2 separate regions of the Homo sapiens genome follow, and region 2 is linked to region 1. Evidence: read pairs that join two places in POLR2A ChIA-PET (ENCODE). Cell type or tissue: PC-9. All regions are shown on one strand. Each heading gives the region's core, and the rest is flanking DNA. Links, peaks and the distances in the headings are about the cores only.

Region 1 (8,593 bases), core at 2,025-6,024:
GAGTGGCTAATGTCTATGTTTTGTCACATGTATTTTGCTCTGGCTGGAATGAAAAATGTATATTCAGTTCTGCTGGTTGGGGAGCAACTTGCAAAATTGAGAGGTTTTTGCCTGTGGTTCCAAGATTTTCCTTTATGACACGGCTTGGCGCCCAGAGCTATGGTGTGGTGAGCAGGGTCACTAAGGCCACTCAGGGAAAGAGAACCCAGAAACCTGACATGCCAGCAAAACGGTAAGAATTTCTTACCAGTCAGACTTCTGGCCTCTTTCTCTCTATGCAAACTGGCTGAATGAATGGTAAAAATCACTGTTTATCTCCTCTGTAAAATTTTGATTAATGGGAAAAAGGATTTGTGAGGCTAGTCATGAGCTGTAGTGAATCTGTTGTACTCTGTGCTATGAATGTCTTTCTGTATCTTTCTGTCAGAAAGAGGGGTGCCTTAGGATAGAACACGAGCTTAGGACCCCGTTACCCTGCTGTTCAAGATGGCCCAGAAAACTGGTCAATAAGGTTCTTGGGAGTTTGACCTTGTAACCACGTGGTGGTTACTTTCTCTTTGTCTCCACCATCCAGAGGACGGGAATTTTGGAGATCATGTTTTTACCGGTGGAAGGTATCCAAGTTACTGGCAGCAAATCCCCATGGGTCTGCAGCAACCTCGATTCTTGCTTCTCAGAAAAACGAATTCGACTGAGGGACATAAGGCAGAAAAAGAAACTGAGGCAAGTTTTGAGCAGGAGTGGAAGTTTTATATTTAAAAGGCTTTAGAACAGGAAAGGAAAGAAAGGAAGGTATGCTTGGAAAAAACCCAAGTGGGCAATGAGATCAAGTGTGGTATTTAGCCTTGACCCTAGGACTTATAGGCTGGCCCCTTTCCCATGATTCTTCCCTTAGGGTGGGCTGCCCACATGTGCAGGGCCCTCCTTACACTTGCGAGGTGAGCATGCGTAGGGTGTTTAGCAAGTTGTACGCATGACCATCTGAGGCTTTCTTCCCTTTTCTGGTGGAGTGTACCCGGAAGATCATACTCTGCCATTTTGTCTCTTAATGCACATGCCTGGGCTGACTTGCAAAATACCTGAGATTTTATTGGAAGCCCCTTTTTGCTTCTCCCTGGCATCTGCATTCAATTAACACTTTAATGCAACAGGTGTGGACCATCAGGAGATGGCCTCTCCCTGGTGCTGGCTGCCAATTTATCACTTTTAGAGAGGCCATGTGATCATTTCTGAGCCATCAACCAACATTCTTAGTGGGTGGGGAGAGCCCTCTCCTGCCCTGCTCATGCCTGTCTAACTGCTTATAACAATGTCATACTTAGCTCTAAAAATTATCTTGAGTAGTTAAAAACCATTGCAAGCTCAAAATGGACTGCTGTAGACTCCTTCTGGGAAGGGCAATGGAAACTGCCCAATGCTGTAACTCAGCAGCTAAGGCTTTGCCATTTTACAATGGCAGCTTGGGTTCAATCCTGGCTTAGGAAACGAGTACTTTTTGGTTGATATCTGTGTGACTTTATCATTTGTGGATTCTCTTCCCCTCCATGAACAACTTCTGGCTTCCCTTGTTGAATTTTCCTTTCTCTAAGCACCTGGGAGGTTATCTTTGGTAAAGTTCAAAAGCCAGAAATATTGACCATTTGGCTTAGCTAGAGTCTAGTAATAAATTTAAAAGGACTTTTTTTTTTTTTAGAGTGCTATGGTTATAAGTCAGTTTAATTAAAAGTGGGTATTCAAGCTCTAGGAGCCTGGGACTCCATGGGAAAAACAGAGGAAGTACCACCAACCCTGTTTTTGGAAGAACATCTGATTTCCACATGAAACCCCAGGAATTGGGACGAGATAGACCCCTCTCAAAATTTAAGGCTCTGCTCTGTTTTGCATTGCATTCTCTGCCATTTTTTACTTTGGGGGGTATCAGAAATTACTTCTCATTATGAGAACGCTTTGGTGTTCAATACCTAGGTAGGAAATATACTTTAGTAATGGCCAATGGCAGTTATGAGGGAATACTTTGCTTTTGCACCTTTGGATCAGAGAAGCATGCTCTTGGCCACCTAGAAAGTATGAAAGTGTCCCCACTCCTCACTGAGATAAGACTCCCATGGGAGATGGGTTAATCACAGAATGGGCTGATTGGCTGATTGACTTCGGGTTGCTTTGCAATAAAATGTATAGTAAAAGCATTGCACTGTCTTTTACTGATTGGCTGATTGACTTCGGGTTGCTTTGCAATAAAATGTATAGTAAAAGCATAGCATTTCCTTCTTTTTGGGGATCCAGGATGTGATATAAAAATGAGACTCTTAATTTTGGAGATCTATTTTTGCCTTCCAACTGTGCCTGCTTATTAGGCCCTAGAAACTGTATTGTTTTCCTACCCTGTTCCTCCAAGGACTCCACCCTAAAGTCAGTAATCCAATTAAGAAACTTACAAACTGGCAAATGAAAAATCCTACAACCACTAGATCTTCTGTCTGTATAGTTATATATGTGTTGTGTGTGTAATGTTTATATAAAAGAGCTCTAATTAATTGGCTTAAAGAAAAATAAGTGCTTAAATATTTTGAAAGAAAACTAAAAGCTATAATTCCTTTTAGTTTACGTGACTTTAATCATCTTTAGGAAATAAGAACAGCTTTAAAGATCATTGGTAAAACATAGACATTTGGTCCAAATTAGGCAGGTCAGATATTAGGTTTACTAAATGCTTTAAGGTTGTAAACTGCTTTCACTTTTGAAAATTGTTCAACTTGCCTGCTTTACAGCTAGGTAAGGCCTGGGGATGTGTGGGGTTAGCCATGCCCCCTAGCTATGCTGGAAGGAGTCAGACCTTATCTGCACTTCCGTCTGATGTCCTAGGCTCAATCCTAATACATAATTAAAATTGCTTACTGACCAGGTTTTTCACCAAAAGTTGCTAAGAGTTAACAGTATAACTTGTACTCGAGACTTCTAAAAAAATAGTTTTACATGCCAGGTGTGTGAAGAAAGTGAAATGTGCCTTTAGTAAAAGATTATAAGAAGACATGGGAATGTACATTTTTGCCTAGTTTAGAGGGTTAAAGGATTGTTTTAAATTAAATAGGATAGGAGAGAGATCATCATGGCAGATGGGAGGCAGGACTAGATTGCAGCTCCAGACCGAGCAGCTTGCGAAAGCTCGCATTGTAAATGTTGGCTCCGGATTGACTGCAAGAACAAACCAGCAATCCCGAGAGGACCCGCAGACCCTCTGAAGGAAGTGGACTGCTCCTACAGGACCCAAGAGACATCCCAAATACCGTGAGGGACCCAACTACAGAAGTGGAAAAGTGAGACCCTCCTCTCCTGAACACACACCCCCACTGGAGAAGCTGAAGGTCTGTTTGCAGAAGTTTCTGACCTTACCTGGAGCTGAGCCAATTTAGAAAGCCAAGTGAAATAAAGGGGTAGAGGAAGCAGCAGAAAGGCCCTGGGAGCTCGCTGGGTCCCCTGGCAGGCCATTCCTGCCTGGCACCACAGGGACCCATCAGGTGGGTGACCAGAGGATCAGGGGGTAAAACTACACAGGAAGAAGGAACTCTCTGGCTGAACTTTGTAACAATTTGAATGCGGAGAGAAGCTTCCTTGCCAGAACTTGGGGGAGGGTGCAAATCTGGTGTGCAGACTCCACAAGTTGCGGGGAGAACCAAGCCCTTTTCTCTCACAGCTGGGAGGTGGGTAGCCCGGGGCAAGTATTCAACCCCATTGTGCCCTCTGCCTGGAAACAGACTCTTGGCTGTCTGCGGAGGGAGCACAGTGGGAGTGAGACTGCCCTTCATTTTGCATGGGAGCTGGGTGAGGCCTGTGGCTGCCAGCTTTCCCCCACTTCCCGACAACCTGCATGACTCAGCAGAGCCAGCCATAATCCTGCTAGGTACACAGCTCCAGTGACCAGGGAGAGTCATCCTCATCCCCCACAGCAGCCACAACAAGACCCGCCCAAGGAGAGTCTGAGCTCAGACATGTATAGCTCTGCCCCCACCTGATGGTCCTTCCCTATACACCCTGGTAGCAGAAGACAAAGGGCATATACTCATGGGAGTTCTAGGGCCCTGCCCACTGCTGGTCCCTCTCTATACTTCTACAGCTGATGCTTTCTGGATAGCACCACCTCCTGGGAGGAGACCAACCAACACAAAAATAGAGTATTAAAACACCAAAGCTAAGAACCCTCACGGAGTCCATTGCACACTGCCTCCCACCCCCTCACCATTGTCTCCACCAGAACAGGCAGTGGTATCCATGGCTAAGAGACGGTTCACATCACAGGACTCTGTGCAGACATCCTCCAGTACTAGCCCAGAGCCGGATAGACTCACTGGGTGGTTAGACGCAGAAGAGAGACAATAATCACTGAAGTTAAGCTCACAGGAAGCCATATCCATAGGAAAAGGAGGAGAGTACTACATCAAGGGAACACCCCATGGGACAAAAGAATCTGAACGACAGCCTTCAGCCCTAGACCTTCCCTCTGACAGAGCCTACCCAAATGAGAAGGAACCAGAAAACCAACGCTGGTACTATGACAAAACAAATCTCTTCAACACTCCCAAAAAATCATCATACTAGTTCACCGGCAATGGATCCAAACAAAGAAGAAATCCATGATTTACTTGAAAAAGAATTCAGTAGGTTAGTTATTGAGCTAATCAGGGAGGGACCAGAGAAAGGCAAAGCCCAATGCGAGGAAATCCAAAAAAAAGATACAAAAGTAAAGGGAGAAATATTCAAGGAAGTAGATAGCTTAAAGAAAAAACAATTAAACATTCAGGAAAATTTGGAAACACTTTTAGAAGTGCTAAATGCTCTGGAAAGTCTCAGCAATAGAATTGAACAAGTAGAAGAAAGAAATTCAGAACGCGAAGACAAGGTCTTTGAATTAACCCAATCCAACAAAGACAAAGCACAAAGAATAAGAAAATATGAACCAAGTCTCCAAGAAGTCTGGGATTATGTTAAACTACCAAAATTAAGAATAATCAGTTTTCCTAACGAAGAAGAGAATTCCAAAAGCTTGGAAAACATATTTAGGGGAAGAATCAAGGAACACTTTCACAGCATTGCTAGAGATCTAGACATCCAAATACAAGAAGAACAAACAACACCTGGAAAATTAATCGTAAAAAGATCTTTGCCTAGGCACATTGTCATCATGCGAGGTGACAGTGTGCTGGTAGCCCTCACAGACCTTACTTACTCTCAGCACTTCCTCTGCCCGGGCTCCCACTTTGGCAGCACTTGAGGAGCCCTTCAGCCTGCCACTGCACTGTGGGAGCCCCTTCCTGGGCTGGCCCAGGCCAGAGCTGGCTCCCTCAGCTCATGGGGAGGTGTGGAGGGAGAGGTGCAGGTGGGAACCAGGGCTGCCTGTGGTGCTTGCGGGCCGGCGCAAGTTCCGGGTGGGTGTGGGCTTGGCAGGCCCTGCACTCGGAGTGGCCGGCCGGCGGGCCCTGCCAGCCCCAGGCAATGAGGGCTTTAGCACCCGGGCCAGCGGCTGCGGAGGGTGTGCTGGGTCCCCCAGCAGTGCTGGCCCACTGGCGCTGCGCTCGATTTCTCGCTGGGCCTTAGCTGCCTCCCCGCGGGGCAGGGCTCGGGACCTGCAGCCCACCATGCCTAAGCCTCACCCAAAACTCCATGGGCTCCTGTGTGGCCCAAGCCTCCCTGACCCCACCCCCTGCTCCACAGCGCCCACTCCCATGGACCACCCAAGGGCTGAGGAGTGCGGGCGCAGGGCGCGGGACTGGCAGGCAGCTCCACCTGCAGCCCCAGTGCGGGATCCACTGGGTGAAGCCAGCTGGGCTCCTGACTCTGGTGGGGACTTGGAGAACCTTTATGTCTAGCTAGGGGATTGTCAATACACCAATCGGCACTCTGTATCTAGCTCAAGGTTTGTGAACACACCAATCAGCACCCTGTGTCTAGCTCAGGGTTTGTGAATGCACCAATCGACACTCTGTATCTAGCTACTCTGGTGGGGACTTGGGGAACCTTTGTGTCGACACTCTGTATCTAGCTAATCTAGTGGGGACGTGGAGAACCTTTGTGTCTAGCTCAGGGATTGTAAACGCACCAGTCAGCGCCCTGTCAAAACAGACCACTCGGCTCTCTGTAAAATGGACCAATCAGCAGGATGTGGGTGGGGCCAGATAAGAGAAAAAAAGCAGGCTGCCCGAGCCAGCAGTGGCAACCCGCTCAGGTCCCCTTCCACAGTGTGGAAGCTTTGTTCTTTCACTCTTTGCAATAAATCTTGCTGCTGCTCACTCTTTGGGTCCACACTGCCTTTATGAGCTGTAATACTCACCGCAAAGGTCTGCAGCTTCGCTCCTGAAGCCAGCGAGACCACGAACCCACTGGGAGGAATGAACAACTCCAGATGCATTGCCTTAAGAGCTGTAACACTCACTGTGAAGGTCCGCAGCTTCACTCCTGAGCCAGCGAGACCACGAACCCACCAGAAGGAAGAAAATCGGAACACATCCAAACATCAAAGGAACAAACTCCGGACACGCCACCTTTAAGAACTGTAACACTCATCGCGAGGGTCCGTGGCTTCATTCTTGAAGTCAGTGAGACCGAGAACCCACCAATTCCAGACACAATCAGGTTATCCAAAGTTAAGATGGAGGAAAGAATCTTAAGAGCTGTGAGACAGAAGCACCAGGTAACCTATAAAGGAAAATTTATCAGATTAACAGCAGGTTTCTCAGCAGAAACCCTACAAGCCTTTGGCCCTATCTTTAGCCTTTGGCCCTATCTTTAGCCTCCTCATACAAAACAATTATCAGCCAAGAATTTTATATCCAGTGAAACTAAGCATCATATATGAAGGAAAGATAGTCTTTTTTCAGACAAACAAATGCTGAAAGAATTCACATTACCAAGCTGCTACTTCAAGAACTGCTAAAAGGAGCTCTAAATCTTGAAACAAATCCTAGAAACACATCAAAACAGAACCTCTTTAAAGCATAAATCACACAGGACCTATAAAACAAAACTACAAGTTAAAAAGCAAAAACAAAAACAATGAAAACAAAGTACACAGGCAAGAAAAAGCATGATGAATGCAACAGTACCTCACATTTCAATACGGACATTGAATGTAAATGGCCTAAATGCTCTACTTAAAAGATATAGAACCGTGGAATGGATAAGAACTCACCAATCAACTATCTGCTGCCTTCAGGAAACTCTTCTAACACAGAAGGACTCACATAAACTTAAAGAAAAGGGGTGGAAAAAGGCATTTCATGTAAATGGACACCAAAAGCAAGCAGGGGTAGCTATTCTAATATCAGACAAAACAAACTTTAAAGCAACAGCAGTTAAAAGAGACAAAGAGGGACATTATATAATGGTAAAAGGCCTTGTCCAACAGGAAAATATCACAATCTTAAAGTCCTAAGACTTTAAGGAAACACATATGTCCCAGAATGAACCAGGTTTGCTTTTCTCCTGTAAACAACACTTCAGCATAAAGAGGTACCCTCTACTCAGTCCTTGTTTCTACCTTGCAAAACATTGTTCTATTGTTTCCCACTGGGTTTCAAGACCAATGGTGATAGTGACATCAATTACTGAACTTTTGGTCAATCTCTCAAAATTAAAATGACCAAAAGGGAGGAATTGTTAAATCAAGTTCAGCTTAAAGCTGCCTCCCTACATATTTTAAATTAAGCCTAAAGATTTTTCTGGGCCAGGCGTGGTGGCTCATGCCTGTAATCCCAGCACTTTGGGAGGTTGAGATGGGCAGATCGCTTGAGTTCAGGAGTTCGAGACAAGCCTGGCCAACATGGTGAAACCCCATCTCTACTAAAAATACAAAAATTAGCCAGGCGTGGAGGGGAGCACCTCTAATCCCAGCTACTCAGGAGGCTGAGGCAGGAGAATCACTTGAACCCAGGAGGCGCTGGTTGCAGTGAGCTGAGATTGTGCCACTGCACTCCAGCCTGGGTGACAGAGCAAGACTCCATCTCAAAACAAACAAACAAACAAACAAAAAAACAAGGTTTTCCTGTACATCATGAACTATAACAAGTGGAGGTGTAAACAGACCATAGCCTATACCGGTGCTAATCACTGAGTTTTGGCCAAACAAATGTAGCCAACTGTTTGAATCATGTTCAAATAAGGCAAATGCTCAGCTGTAACCAATCCAGCTGTTTCTGTACCTCACTTACATTTTCTATACGTCACTCTCCTTTTTCTGCCTATGGGCAGAAACTTTGGGTGGGAAGGCTGCCTGATTCGCAAATCATTCATTGCTCAATTAAACTTCTTTAAATTTAATTAGGCTAAAGTTTTTCTTTTATCAGAATATTTGAATAAATTCTAAGCCTCAGAAGTACACAACAAGACTCAGCTCTGTCTATGGCTGAAGGTTAAAACACTTTTCCCAAGAATGTATTCACAATGGCTGGTCATCATTTGGGTCTGAGGACTGAATTAACACCATTTGCATGGTTCAAAAAAAAAAAACAACACTAACCTGGAATTGTAATTTAAAGTGGATCTTTAGTTGTCTGGCAGAAGCAAAGGCAATTTTTTTCAAGATGAACAAATGCTGCTCCTAAGG
Region 2 (4,000 bases), core at 1-4,000, 78 kb before region 1:
AATGCTGTCTAACCCTGCAGTTTCCAGAAACATGAGATGATAATTTGCTTCTTTGGTGAGCCTGTGGCTTAGGTCCATTTCTTTTCACAAAAAAGAATGATCAGAGAAGACTTAAATGCCCTATAAGTCATTTCAGAAACATTACGTAGTGATTATTTTGGTATTGCCTAAAGCAGGTATCAAGGTGATTAACATTCATTATGTTATCTTAAAAATTACACACAATCCTTTATTGCGGTCATGAAATAAGTAATACTGTATACAAAAAAAAAAATGAAAGAAAATAACCAGTGACGTTTTTTTCCTTCCATCTGCTCTTCCATCATGCAGGTACAACTTGGCCAAGTAGAAATCAAATGCCCCATCACAGAGTGTTTTGAATTCTTGGAAGAAACAACTGTTGTCTATAACTTAACGCATGAAGACTCCATCAAGTATAAGTACTTCTTGGAACTTGGCCGTATTGATTCCAGCACCAAGCCATGTCCTCAGTGCAAGCACTTTACAACCTTCAAGAAAAAAGGACATATTCCCACCCCTTCCAGATCAGAAAGCAAATACAAAGTAAGCATTTTCACCAGAGCTGTGGGTTAGATGTCACATGGCAGAAGCAGCCAGATTAGATCCACTTGTCGTGGGCATTAAGGGGGCATCTTTCCTTTATGGAGCTGAAGGTGAGCATATATTGGCCATCATTCTGAAAGCATATGGTTTGGGGAGGCTGATGATAAGAGAGTGCTCTTAAGGAATTAATTACAGTTTTGTCTTTGACTTTAACCATGTTGAAAATTAATCTAGTAACCTTATAGGAAGGCTGATCTTTAGAGTAATAATAGTTACTACTACCAAATACTAAATAAATACTAAGGCTTTTTCTTTATTATTATGGACTTGATTTTTTTTTCAGTGGTCCCAATGTAAGTCTCCTCTTGTTCTGTCTATAATAGGTAAAAATAGTATAAATGGTACTCATTCATTTATTCAGCAAATACAGAATGCTGTATATGCTAGGCAGTGTGCTAAATTTGGGGGCTATAGAGCAAATGTGATACAGTCCCTGCTTCAAAAAAAGTCGAAGATGGGAGAGACATGTGTTCTAAAAATGACAGTCCAATATGATTAGAAAAAAACACAAAGCTGTGTACATATAGTGTGCTTTGAGGACACTTGAAGGAGGGTTAGGCTCTAGGATGTCAGGAATGGCTTCACAGAGGAGGTGCAGTTCTCCAGACAGATAAACCTGGTGAGCATTTCAGAGCAAGGGATGAGTAAGTGCACGGCCCCCGAGGCTAAGGCCAGGCTTCTTGTAATCAAGTGCTTCTAGAGCTGGTGGAGAGTCGGGAGAGGCAGCTGATCGGGCAGATAAGAGCAGATCATGTTGAGTCTTGTGCAGTTTGCGCAGAAGTTTGGATGTAACTCTGTAAGCATTAGAGAAATGTCATCTGGCAGCATTCATAGAAGCTATCACAAGAGGACCAGACAGAAGTCTGGTTTGAAACCAAGGCAACAACTGTGACAGCAGAGCATTGATTCACAGCCCTGATTGTATATTAGAATCACCCGAGAACTTCCATGACACACCAGTGCCCCAGGCCCACCCCAGAACAATTGTCTTCCAAATTTTTGAGCCTCACCAGGTGACTAATCCACAGTAGAGAATCTTTGCAGTAAATGAAGCAGAAAACCAGTGAGGCTGTGGCAGTAGTTTTCATCCTTGTCATTACAGCAAAATGGCAGGATGAAGTGGTTTCAAAGGCTGTTTGGAGTCATCTCCATTTAAGGTAAGTTTCTGGTCATGTTCCCTTTCTTGAGAGCAGCAGTTACATTATTCATTTTGTAGCTTTGAGGGGACCATGGTTTAGCAGGTAGTTTCCTCTGCTGTTGCAGTTATAAGCTACAGTATTGTAGGTTAGTCAAAGCTTCTTCATGAGTCGTTGTTCTTTGAAACTGCTTGGCTCTCATAGTTAATTTATTTACTGTTTTTATGCAGGCCATTCTCTATCAGGTATAACTGTTAGAAAAAAATCCTATTTTTCTCTTCTATAAAAAGCATTATTTTTGAGGTTACAAAAATTGTATAACTAAAGTACTGCCCTACAGTGGTGTTGAAGGCTAACTGAACATTAATAGAATACTTTTATTTCATGCTATATATCCTTAGATTATTTTTAAGTTATTTTCATTGCAATTGTATGTTATTGTATAAGATCAGGAAATTACTAGTTTTAGAAGGACTCGTAATTCCATAAATTAGGATATTCAATTTTTTTCTAATATATGTTTGGACTTAGATACATAGAAACTGAGACTATACTAATTTTTAAAATTGCAGTAATTAAAACATGTACAAAATTGAATTAGAGTGGGAATAACTGAGTAACTTTTAAATGTGTTGTTTTTATGAAATGGGTAAAGGAGTTATAATTTAAGTCACAATTATGGCAATAGTGAAATGTTTTACGTCTCATTTCATCTGAAATCACCAAAATCATGTTGTGATGAGCATAATGTATCACAATACACATGTATTGAGAGTGAAATATGTAAAAATTGACAAATAGAAGATTCTATATTTGTGTAATTTTGAGCGAGCCCATGGTATTCTGATAACATTTCCCAGAGGTCAGGCTTCTCCAATGTCTATCAATTTGTTGTAGGTAAGAAGAGAAGCAGGGGCAAATGGACCAACATCTTAAATTTATTAAACTCAATTGATTCCTTTTGATTAGTAGAGGAAAAGAAAATTTGCTTTGGTGTGAGGAGGAATTCAACAACACAATAAATGTTGATTATGAAGCAGTTAAGATCCTCAGATCAACATCTTAAATTTATTAAACTCAATTGATTCCTTTTGATTAGTAGAGGAAAAGAAAATTTGCTTTGGTGTGAGGAGGAATTCAACAACACCATAAATGTTGATTATGAAGCAGTTAAGATCCTCAGCGGTGGGTGTGGGGTGGAAATCTCATTACACTATAAAATGAAACTTAAGCAAATTTCAAAAGAGTAAAACTACCACAGAATTTGAGGATGATTATTTTTGTTACTCTTCTTTACTAGTGTAGAAGAGAAGATCGATAACAGAAGAAGTTAATAATCTCCTTGATCTATGCTGTACAAAGTTCTAGCAATGATTCAAATAATTCCTGAAGCAATAATTTTTACTTATTTTAGTGTAAAGTTTATATAACATTTTTCATCATTAAACTCTGTGGTTTATGTTAACATTAACTACCTGGTTTACATGCCCATACCTGTCTGGGTATTATAGGTAAGGAGAGCACTGACATGGATACCCCAGCCAACCAATCGTGAGATTCATGGCCACAGTATGGCACCCTGTACTGAGACTAAGATCTTTGTTCTTTGTGATGAACAGGTGAACATTTTTTATTTTGCAGTATTTTTAAAAATTCAGTTTCCCTAATAAAATAAGGTAGTTCCAAATTGGTGTCATTTATGGTAACTTTAAGAGGAGTGAATTCAAGTACTCACACACAATACATTGCATCATGAGGCAACAGAAATAGAAAAAAAAAGGTTGCTGCTAATGTCTGACGTTTCTGTGCAATTTAACGTCTCTTTATAATAATGTTTACAGGCTTAAGTAGGTTTGTATCTACTGATAAAACCCTTGTAATGTTTATTTTAATGTTATTCTGAGTCATTGATTCACAGTATCTTCATCCAAGATGTCATTCTTTGAACATTTATTATGGCTTTTGCTGTCAATTCAACTGTTTGAAAATATTATAGCTATTTTATAGCTGAGTAAGTGCTTCTCACATGAAGTTTGAGACCTAAAATATCATATATGGGGGTTTTAATTTTTGTGAAGACCACTTGTTAAATTGTTTGTACTCAGCAGGTGGATAAAGGGTAAAAAGAATATAAGAATAAGCAGTAACTAGAACTCTTACCTGTCCATTTGTCCTTCCAGGCCCAACACCCAACAATTCCCTTCTGGCAAAAATCTGAGTAAATAGAGCTTTATATTATG

What was found. Peaks named below come from ENCODE experiments on the same cell type or tissue, not always from the same donor. Only the 100,000 strongest peaks of a DNase experiment are listed, where the experiment ranks them.
Region 2: POLR2A ChIA-PET joins it to region 1 with 5 read pairs; 2 of 35 experiments call an interaction of 5 or more read pairs at or near these places.

What each region holds. Positions count from the first base shown.
Region 1 is chr6:125,120,495-125,129,087 of GRCh38, forward strand. It overlaps LOC124901394 (a long non-coding RNA gene), which reads right to left and starts at 3,557. Exons shown (of 2, transcript XR_007059735.1): 1 at 3,391-3,557. RefSeq lists an enhancer at 3,135-4,334. In PC-9, for the core only: CTCF peaks have their summits at 3,734 and 4,081; a DNase peak (open chromatin) is centred at 3,917; H3K27ac peaks cover 596 bases.
Region 2 is chr6:125,044,881-125,048,880 of GRCh38, forward strand. RNF217 (ring finger protein 217) reads left to right here. Exons shown (of 6, transcript NM_001286398.3): 2 at 331-564. Among named protein-coding and RNA genes, the nearest start is that of RNF217-AS1, 84 kb to the left of the region's middle. In PC-9, for the core only: no CTCF peak of the experiment used is centred there; no DNase peak of the experiment used is centred there.